2 separate regions of the Homo sapiens genome follow, and region 2 is linked to region 1. Evidence: read pairs that join two places in POLR2A ChIA-PET (ENCODE). Cell type or tissue: endothelial cell of umbilical vein. All regions are shown on one strand. Each heading gives the region's core, and the rest is flanking DNA. Links, peaks and the distances in the headings are about the cores only. Region 1 has its middle 31 kb from the start of SLC34A2. Region 2 overlaps LOC105374536 (a long non-coding RNA gene).

Evidence for each region. Peaks named below come from ENCODE experiments on the same cell type or tissue, not always from the same donor. Only the 100,000 strongest peaks of a DNase experiment are listed, where the experiment ranks them.
Region 2: POLR2A ChIA-PET joins it to region 1 with 6 read pairs; 2 of 35 experiments call an interaction of 5 or more read pairs at or near these places.

Annotation. Positions count from the first base shown.
Region 1 is chr4:25,622,604-25,627,984 of GRCh38, reverse strand. It overlaps the pseudogene LOC100288962. Among named protein-coding and RNA genes, the nearest start is that of SLC34A2, 31 kb to the left of the region's middle. In endothelial cell of umbilical vein, for the core only: no CTCF peak of the experiment used is centred there; no DNase peak of the experiment used is centred there.
Region 2 is chr4:25,454,123-25,459,503 of GRCh38, reverse strand. The region is part of intron 3 of LOC105374536 (a long non-coding RNA gene); the gene reads right to left. Among named protein-coding and RNA genes, the nearest start is that of ANAPC4, 80 kb to the right of the region's middle. RefSeq lists an enhancer at 2,434-2,933. In endothelial cell of umbilical vein, for the core only: no CTCF peak of the experiment used is centred there; DNase peaks (open chromatin) are centred at 2,003 and 2,153; H3K27ac peaks cover 2,106 bases.

The DNA of each region.
Region 1 (5,381 bases), core at 115-5,114:
AGAAATTTGGACACAAACACAGAGGACCCTGTGAAGTCACAGGATAGTCACCTAGAAGCCAAGGAGAGAGGCTTCAGAAGAAACCGTCCCTGCCAGCACCTTGATTTCAGACTTCTAGCCTGGAAATGAAAGAAAATACATTTCTGTTATTTAAGCCACATAGTATGTGGTACTATGTTTGGCAGCCCTAGCAAACTAATACACAGCTATAAATAAGACCAAGTCCGTGTCCTCCAGCACCTCTATTCATCATGCATTCATTTTGTGAGGTTGAGTGAATACTTTTTACATATCTATTGCTATCTTTCAAAGCTGTGTAATCACGTGAATTTCACCCAAAAAGCCTTCATCAAAAGAGTCTCTTGGAGGAGGTGGGGGGAGGGAGAGCATCAGGATAAAAAGCAAATGTGTGTGGGGTTTAATACCTAGGTGAGGGGTTGATAGGTACAGCAAACCATCTTGGTACACGTTCACCAATGTAACAAACCTGTACATCCTGAACATGTATATGTATCCTGGAACTTCAAATAAAATAAAATAAAATAAGAAAGAGTCTCTTAATTCTTTTTTGTTTTGTTTTGTTTTGTTTTTGAGACAGGGTCTCACTCTGTCACCCAGGCTGGAGTGCAGTGGCATGATCAACAGTTCACTCAGCCTCAACCTCCTAGGCTCAAGCGATCCTCCTGCCTTAGCCTCCCTAATAGCTGGGACTACAGGCTCACACATTATGCCAGTCTAATTTTTAAAAAATTATTTCTTTCCTTTTTTTTTTTTTGAACAGAGTCTCACTCTGTCACCCAGGCTGGAGTGCAGTGGCACAATCTTGGCTCACTGCAACCTCTGCCTCCCAGGTTCAAGTGATTTCCCTGCCTCAGCCTCCTGAGTAGCTGGGACTACAGGCGCGTGCTTGGCTAATTTTGTATTTTTTTAGTAGAGATGGGGTTTCACCATGTTGGTCAGGCTGGTCTTGAACTCCTGACCTCAAGTGATCCACCCACCTCAGCCTCCCAAAGCACGGGCATTGCAGGCGTGAGACACCGTGCCCGGACTGAAATATTTCTTGTAGAGATGGGGGTCTCCAGCTGGATGCAGTGGCGGACGCCTGTAATCCCAGCTACTTGAGAGGCTGAGGCAGGACAATCGCTTGAATCCGGGAGGCGGAGGTTGCAGTGAGTCGAGGTCGCACCGTTGCACTCTGCTTGGGCAACAAGGGCAAAACTCCGTCTCAAAAACAAACAAAAACACAAAAAAAAGAGAGATAGGAGTCTCACTATGTTACCCAGGCTGATCTTGAACTCCTGGACTCAAGCAATCCTTCCCCCTTGGTGACCCAAAATGCTGGGATTATAGGCATGAGCCGCCACACCCAGCCAAGTCTCTTAATTGTAAGTGGCATTTTATCATTGTGTATATTTGTACTAAAAAAAGTCTCAGTTGGATACTAGCTTGCCTTTAACACTTTTCTAATACTTGCTAAGTTCCCTTTTTAAGCAGTAGAAAGGAAGCCATAGGCTTAGAACCTTCCTTAAGAAGCAATACCTGCATAGAATTGAATAACATTGCTGTTTTATTTTTTCCATTATATGCACTTTCAGGGTTACTTCTATCTAAATACAAAGTGATAATAATATTCCATTTGTCACAGTAATAGCATGTTTTCATTTCAAATAATTTTTTAGGCAAAAAGCAAGTGATTAGGCTTTAAGAATGAATATTCAATAAATAATAGTAATGTGATTTGTGTGTACGGCAAAATCATGATGATGGTATGAAAATGATAGAAAATTGGAAAATACTGAATGAGGTGATTTCTGTGCTCCCCTACTAAACAATCAGAGAAATTGCTAGCTTTATCATTTTTATTCATGTATTCACTTATTCATTGCACTGACACCGATTAAGCCCACCCTAGCTTCCAGACATTACATTAAGCATTTTCCCACAAAATATCTATTTCAGTGCAAAAATAGATGAGAAATATACACAGAACCACCTTTGTCTTATCCATTGCTGTATCGCCAGCACCTAGCACGCTGTGAAGGCACTCAAAACTTTGCCTTTGCATTATAGGGGCATTTTTGAGTCAAGATTCAACCTTTTTTTTTTTTTTTTTTAAGATAGGGTCTTGCTTTGTTGCCTTGGCTGGAGTACAATGGCACAATCATAGCTCACCGCAGCCTCGACCTCCTGGCCTCATGAAATTCTCCCTCCTTAGCTCCCCACACCAACCCCCACCCTCCACCAAATACATGGGATTACAGGGGCATACCACCATGCCTGGCTAATTTTCTTTTTCTTTTCTTTTCTTTTTTTTTTTTTTTTTTGAGACAGGGTCTCACTCTGTCATCCAGCCTGGATTGCAGTTGTGTGATCACTGCTCACTGCAGCAGCCTTGAACTCCTGACCTCAAGCAATCTTCCCACGTTGGCCTCCCAAAGTGCTGGGATTACAGGCATGAGACACTGTGCTTGGCCCACTTAAGCAAATTATAAACCCCCTTAGGCTCCCAATCCCATCTCGCCTCTACTTTAAAGTCTAATGTGACCTTCTCAGTGGAGAGAGACCCATTCTTCCTCAGAAATCCTGCTCATTTAGAGTTTGTATACATAACATGGAGACTCAACAGAAAGAATGATACAATTGCCTCTTCTGTTATTGCCTCCAAATGGTTTTAGCTAATTTCCTTGTGTAGACTATGAGCTCCTTGGTGACATAGAATAGCTTCCATTTTATGCGCTCTTTCACAGGGCTCCAAAAAAGTCCCCCTTTTCTGGAGATAACCAAAATCAGTTTCTGTTGCTTGCAACGAGACTACTCCCTGACTTATCCAGCATGAACAACGGGTGGGAAAAAATTTTTTGAATTAAGTTAAATAAATGCTACTAAGGACAATTTAACAGTCACATAGGGTGCTTAAGAGATTCCCTTACATCTCAGGCAGGGCCTATTTACTTATATGTTAAATTCATTCCTCACAAGCTCAATTATGCAGTTTTTATCAAAGTTAAAAATGAATATTAGGAAAACAGCTGTGGCAGGTGCTTCTATGAGAGAAAGAGCTGATAGCCCAGCCAAAACGAAGAGAGAAAAGCCACACATGGCAGAGACAGCCAAAAATTCAACAATCACAGTGATTTGGGTAGAGGTTAAAAAAAAATTCATGAGCTCAATAGAACTGGATGATAGCCCAGTATAATAGGCAGTGTTCATGATGGTGCCCTGAGTCATTTGGAGTAGGTTTAATTTTCTGGTATCTTCTATCTGCAGATAGCATGGAACTGAATAATTCATTTTAGAAAATTTCTAACCCAAATATCTACTTAAGAAAAAAAAAGTGTGGGGCTCTGTAGAAGGTTCACACTTGAAGAAATTCATACAATCATGAATTTCTTCATTCAACAAATATTTATTGAGCACCTACCCTGGACCAGGCACTGTCTTAGGTCAAGGATAGATGGATGATCAGGACAGATGAAGTAGATGCAGTGGGACACACCTATAGTCCCAGCTACTTGGGAGACTGAGGCAGGAGGATTGTTTGAGCTTGAGAGTTTGAGACTAGCCTGGGCAACATAGTAAGACCCTGTCTCTAAAAAAAAGACAAATGAGATTACTGGAGTTTATTTTATTTTATTATTTATTTATTTATTTATTTGAGACAGAGTCTTGCTCTATCACCCAGGCTGGAGTATAATGGCGCGATCTCAGCTCACTGCAAACTCCGCCTCCTGGGTTCAAGCAATTCTCCCGCCTCAGCCTCCCGAGTAGCTGGGATTACAGGCACCCGCCATTATGCTCAGCTAATTTTTGTATTTTTGTAGAGATAGGGTTTCACCATGTTAGCCAGGCTGGTCTTGAACTCCTGACCTCAGGCAATCCACTTGCCTCAGTCCCAAAGTGCTGGGATTACAGGTGTGAGCCACCTTGCCCGACCTGGAGTTTATTTTACATGGGGAAAAGACCATAATCAAAGAAACCCTTAAATAAACAGGATTATTTTATTTTATTTATTTTTTGCAAGTTGTTTTATTTATAATACCACCTTTTAAAAGGTCACTAAAGTTAACTGGACAATAAACTAGGCAGACATTGCTTTACAAAAAAAAAAGAAGGAAAGCTCAAAATGTCACTTATAGAGAACCCACAGTTCAGTTTTATTCACAGCAAAGAGAAAAGAAACTTTTGATCATACTAGAGGAAACTCAGCCACAGGTTTGGAATATGTACTCAAACTACACATGCAGTGAGGATGATATTCTGCTGATACAATTGATATGCTGCTGCGCTTGTCTACTGTTTGTCTGATATTGACAATTATAAACAGGGCAGTGCAACCAGTATTTGAAACTATCCTTGCAGTGTGACAGTGTCAGGCACAATATTTCATGTCTCTTCACACCACTGGTTCTCTTTGGGTATCTGGGCTTCCTCCAGTAAAGTCAGTTTTGGTATCAACGGAAGCCTGTTTGTGCAAATCTCCTCAGGAGCCTTCCCCTTGATCAAATAGGCAACAGTCTTGCATGGAACATCAAGCAAACCTTTGATGTCTAAGTAGTTTGCAGCCAAAATGACTTCAAAAAGTGTTCCTGGGTCAATTTTCAGGAATTTTTGGTCCCAAGCAGGGATAGCATCTGTTCGCTTTTCTTCATTCTCATCAGCCTCTGGAGGAGGAGGAGGGTTATCCTTTTGGTTGGTGCACCACTGAATTATCTTTTTAAAAAAAATTATTATTATTTATTTATTTATTTTTGAGATGGAGTCTTGCTCTGTGACCCAGGCTGGAATGCAATGGCGCGATCTCAGCTCACTGCAACCTCCGGCTCCTGGGTTCAAGCAATCCTCCTGCCTCAGCCTCCCGAGTAGCTGGGACTACAGGCATGCTGCCACCATGCCTGGCTAATTTTTGTATTTTTAGTAGAGACGGGGTTTCACCATCTTGGCCACACTGGTCTCGAACTCCTGATCTCATGTGATCCGTCGGCCTCAGCCTCCCAAAGTGCTGGGATTACAGGCATGAGCCACCGTGCCTAGCCTGAATGACCTTTTTAATATTGCTGCATTAACATTTGGCAGAGGAACTGGGTCATTATCTCCATCATCCATTCCCAAATTTTCCAACATGATTTTGAGAGTCACAGATTGTTTGGCAATTTCCACATCAACTTCAAATAGCTCTCCATCAGAACTCAGCAACTTAATTGAAGGTATTATGGGTGTTGGGTCTTAAGGAGACAGCCAGCTAGAGGCTAAGGAGAGCTTGACGGCCCCAGTGGAGAAAGAGGAAAGGCAGAGGACGGGGCCTCTGCAGCGATGCAGCATCTGCTCAAACAGGATCATTTTAAATAGCAATGTGTTATACTATGTATGGAAATATATCAGTG
Region 2 (5,381 bases), core at 66-5,065, 170 kb after region 1:
TTGGTGGGAATGTGAATTAGTACAACCTCTGTTGGAATGAGTATAGAGATTTCTCAAAGAACTATCATTTGATCCAGCAGTCCCACTACTGGGTAGCTACACAAAGGGAAAGAAATCATTATAACAAAAAGATACTTCCATACATATGTTATCACAACACTATTCACAATAGCAAAGTGATGTGGGTTGATGTGGAATCAACCTAAGTGTCTGCCAACAGATAACTGGATAAAGAAAATGTGGTCTATCTATATATATCAGAAAGAATAAAAAAGAATAAAATCTTGTCTTTTGCAGCAACATGGGTGGAACTGGAGGGCATTATCTTAAGAAAAATAATTCAGAAAGTCAAATATTACATGTTCTAACTTGTAAGTGTAAGCTAAATAATGAGTACACATGGATATGGAGAGTGGAATCATAGACGTCGGAGACTCATCAGCCTGTACAATATGGTGAAACCCCATCTCTACTAACAATACAAAATAATAGCCAGGTATGGTGGCGTTAGCCTGTAATCCCAGCTACTTGTAAGACTGAAGTGGGAGAATCACCTGAGCCCAGGAGGCTGAGGTTGCAGTGAGCCAAGATGGTGGGACTGCACCCCACCCTGCATAACCAGAGTCAGACCTTGTCTCAAAAAAGAAAAATAGTAAGACGCTGGAGATTCAAAAAGGTGGGAGGGTGGGATGGGGGTGAGGGATGAGAAATTACCTAATGGGAACAATGAACACTATTCAGCTGATGGTTATACTAAAAGCCTAGATTTTGCCTCTATGAAATATATTCATGTAACAAAACTGCACTAAGTCTATAAAAATAAAAATAAATGAATAGATAAATAACATTGGGGAAAACATTCTTCATGGAGTTTTAAAATTCAAATCAATACATTTTTTTCCCAAATAGATTGTAGAATCTTTGAGAGAAGGAACTATTTCCCAGTTGTTTTGATATGCCTCATGCAGTCTATTAAATTACCTGTGACAGGCAAACAGGGCTTCATCATTCACTCAGCAAACCTTTCTTGGAGGCTGCACTGAGCACCACCAATTCAGTGAGATCCTGGGAAATGAAGACCAGGCATGGGCTCTGCCCTAAAGGGTTCTCCCCTCCATTGTCTCCCATCTTTGTGGAGGAAACTGATCAGATGGATCCAAAAATCCAAGCTCGCCTCCTACCCTCACCCCATGGGAGGCCAGGCTCTATCCCTCAGTGAGGATTGATAGAATACAAGCAGAAAACTGGCATTCTAATAGAAAAGACAAAATGCTCTAAGAGCATCCTTGTTGATACGTGGGATCCTGATTAGAGTCCTCAGTGAAGCTCCCCAAAGGCAACATATTACTCCTGCCATGTACCATATGGGAAAACTAGGAGGCAGTGGCTCAGATACCAGAGTCCCGATTACTGGGGGCCTCTAGCATAGCTCATTCATCGTTGATCCTTTCAACAAATGTTGACTTATTACCTACCATGGGCCAAACACAGACTTGACTCTGGAGGCACAAAAATGAAAAGCTGGCAGGGTGCAATGGCTCACACCTGTAATCTCAGCACTTTGGGAGGCCGAGGTGGGCGGATCACGAGGTCAGGAGTTCCAGACCAGCCTGGCCAACATAGTGAAACCCCATCACTACTAAAATACAAAAAACAAACAAACAACAACAAAAAAAAAGACAAAAAAAAAACAAAAAACATGAGAGGCTGTGGTTAGTGAGAAGAGAAAAAGAATACAAGCAAGGCCAGGTGGGATGGCTTGCACCTGTAATTCCAACATTTTGGGAGGCCCAGGTAAAAGGATCACTTGAGCCCAGTAGGTTGAGGTTTCAATGAGCTATGATCGTGCCACAGCCTGGGCAACAGAATAAGACCATGCCTCTTAAAAAAAAAATCATGCAAGCCAACAATTATGCAATATGAAAATCCCTGGGAAACAGATGGGCCAGATAGCAGAGAGATTGCAATAGAGGTGCAGGAGGCTTCAGACTCTGGGGCTGTGACAGAGTCTAGCACAAGGAAGGAATGCTATAAACATTTGTGGGAGAAAAATGAGACAACAGACTTGGAAGATGAAGTGGAGGCAGGGGAGGGAGAAGGCATCCAAGCCAGAGGAAGCATTGTGTGCAAAGAGAGATGGAAATTCAGAAGAACCACAGGGGCTAGGAGAGAAATTCAGGGGAAAAAGCGGTAAGGAGGAGAGGCTTAGCAGGGTCCGGAGCTAGATTGTGAGGAATCTGGTACTCCAGGAAGAGAGATTTCACTGTGTCCTGTAGGTGCTGGAGTCACTGAAGAATTCTGAGAGAGGAAGTGACACATCTAAGTTGGGAGAAAGTTTCAGGAAATGAGTAGTCAGTAGAGGAGTCAAAAAAAATAAGGAAGAGCTTTAGAATTCCCAAACATTGGATTTGAAGGATAGGAGGTGATTGGGTCATTCTGGCATCTGTGAGGGAAGCAGGGAGGGAGTATTTGGGGAGGGGAAAAGCTGTAGCTGGGAGACAGGTAAAGAGGGCATTTATTATAACAGGGAAGGTGAAAAGGGCCAAGGTCTGAACTAGGGCGGGGCAGTGTTGACAGAGAGGAGGGGGACAGATGGGCAAGAGATTTAAGGGCCAGAATTGACAGCATTTGGTGGCTCATGGCATGTAGGGAGTAAGGAACAGTGAGGACTAAGATAAGACCCTGGATATGGCCATGGAGGAGGGAGCCACTATGATCCTTGACAAGACACATTTCTAGGTAGTGGTATGGGAACAAAGGATAGCTTAGGGTGCATTCAAGAGAGAATTGGAGGACAAGAAGTGGAGACAGCTGCTTCCAGGAGTTGTGTTAGGAGCAGAGACATAGAGCCACAGCTGGAGGCTGCTGGGGTCAAAAGCAGTTCTATATCTTAAAGGTGGGGGGTTTTATAGGACACTTGTATGTTGATGGGAATGAGCCAAAAGAGGGAGGGAAACTGGTGATGCAGGAAAGAGGAAGCCCCTGCAGGGTGAAGGCAAGCAGGACTGGCCAAAGAAAGAGTGCAGAGAAGTCATGGGTGGGGAGGCAGAGAGTGCAGATGTGTGGACAGGAGGCTGGCAGGAGCATCTTTTCTGTTGGCGTCTATTTTCTCAGTGAAACAGAAGGCTACATTATGAGCTGAGAGTGAGGATAGGAAGGAGGTGTTGGAGGTCTAAGGAAGGAGGAGAAGGTATGTTAGAGCATACCAAGAAAGGGAGCAGGGCCTGAGCAGTGACAACCAAGAGAGGGAGCAGGGCCTGGGGGGTAATGCATCCAGAATGGAGAAAAAAACAGTGAGCCAGGTGCCTGCGGTGCCCATGGATGCATGTGGGAATTACCAGGAGGTCAGCAAATGACAAGGACAACAAGAGTGCAAGGGGGCAGGGTATTGTGGAAATGGGCAGAGCCCCAGTGGAACTAAAAATCCCAATGAGGAGCATGGGGATTATACCTGCTCTAAGCTGGGTTGTTGAATGCAGAGAAAGAAGCTCCCTCCTCTCAAAAGAGCTGCAGGGTAAATGAGGTCCTCAAGCTAGAGTCTGGTTTCCCTTCGGGTTGGGAGGTGGAGAGTTGAAGGGAGGGTCAACAACTGGGGAGAGACTCCAGAGGCCACCATGGGAAATGTTGGGAGTGAAGTCAGCAGTTACGGGAAATCCATTGACATGTTCCTTTCTGATTGATACAAAGGATGCTTTCCTTTCCACTTTTGCAACCAAAGCCAATATATATCTGTTGAATGAATGATATGAATGGAAGAGTGATAAAATTATAAAAGGGGTGGGTCCTGGGTCATCAAGGGTCATTGCTATGGTTTGAATATGGCCCCCAAAGTTCATGTGTTGGAAACTTGTTCATGTGTCACATCTCAATGCAACCATGTTGAGAGGTGATTAGGCCATGAGGTCTCTGCCCTCACGAATGGATTGATGCCATTATTGTCAGGGCGAGTTCATTACTGGGAGAGCATACTTTTTATAACAGTGAGCTCGGCCTTCTCTTGATCTCATTCTTACTCCCTTTTGCCCTTCTGCCTTCTGCCACTGGATGACACAGCATGAAGGCCCTTGTCAGATGCCGATGCCATGCTCTCAGACTTCCCAGCCTCCAGAACCATGGGCCGAATACATTTCTATTCACTATAAATTATCTAGTCTGTTAGTATTCATAAAATGGACGAAGACAGTCATTTAATACCCTTTTCTTCCTCAAACTAAGAACTTGTCCCCCAAATAAACCACAAAGCTCTAATCTCTCCCTCCTCAGGAGCACCAAGATGAGGCAAAACTGCGTCTGCCATTGATGTGCAACTATCCCCCTCTCTCCATCCCTCTCTACACATACACAGGGCACCAAGTCTTACTGAAAAAAAATAACTCATCCAGACACAGAAACTGAGAGCACCTCCTTGCCTTCTTTCCTGGAGAGCAGGCTAGGTATTTCCATCTGAGAAAATACACAAATGTCAAGAAAGAACCAAGCACTGACAGCAGCAAACACAATGAGAGTGACTATTTACATAGTTCCATCAGGCATTAAGATGGTATTAATTTTCCATCTACTTCTGGGTTTTAAATGCCTAACCCCTGTCCTCTGTCTCCACCTTATATAGCCGGAGATTTTCACTGTGTCTAAATCTTATTTGCATCTGCCACCCTTTATTTCAAATCACTGAGACCTGGGGCCACTCACATCCTCATAGCTTTGCTCTGTGTGCCACAAGCATGATGCAGCCTTTCCCTAGCCAAGCCCTGGCAAAGAAGCAGCACACAAGCACCCCAAGAGAAAATAAATTCTCTCCAGGCTGCAGGATAGGTGCCAGATTCCTAAGTTTATCAGCAAAGCCCAGGTGTCCTCTTTGCTGCCTGGCCAGTTGACAAAAGCAAAGAAGAGTGTTAGCCATGGTTCACAATCATCCAAGAGGCTTTGGAAAGAAGAACTGGTACTGCAGTTGTCTGATTGTCTACACCTAACACGTAGATAAGGTTCTGCTGTCACTGCTCTTCAGAGGAAGGAGAATCAAGTGATCCAAGCCACTTGGCGTACTCAGAGGAATCAGGAAAAGCAAGAATAGAGAAGTCCATTCTTCTCACTGCAAGAACCCCCAGGTTCTGGGGTAGGTGGATTGAGTTCAAATCCTGACTCTACCATCTGTGTGATTTTGAGCAATGATGTAATTCCTCTGAGCATCAGTGCTCCAGCCTGTAAAATGCACATGTTAACTGCACTCACCTACTCACTGCTCAGGGTGGTTGTAGTGATTCCATTGTTAATGCAAACTAAGCTTCAGACACCAAAAGGGAGATATTCAATCACTGTCAGTCTCCCTCCTTTTCCTGGTAGTTTGTATTTATGATGACTCTAAACATCACTGATGGAATTTG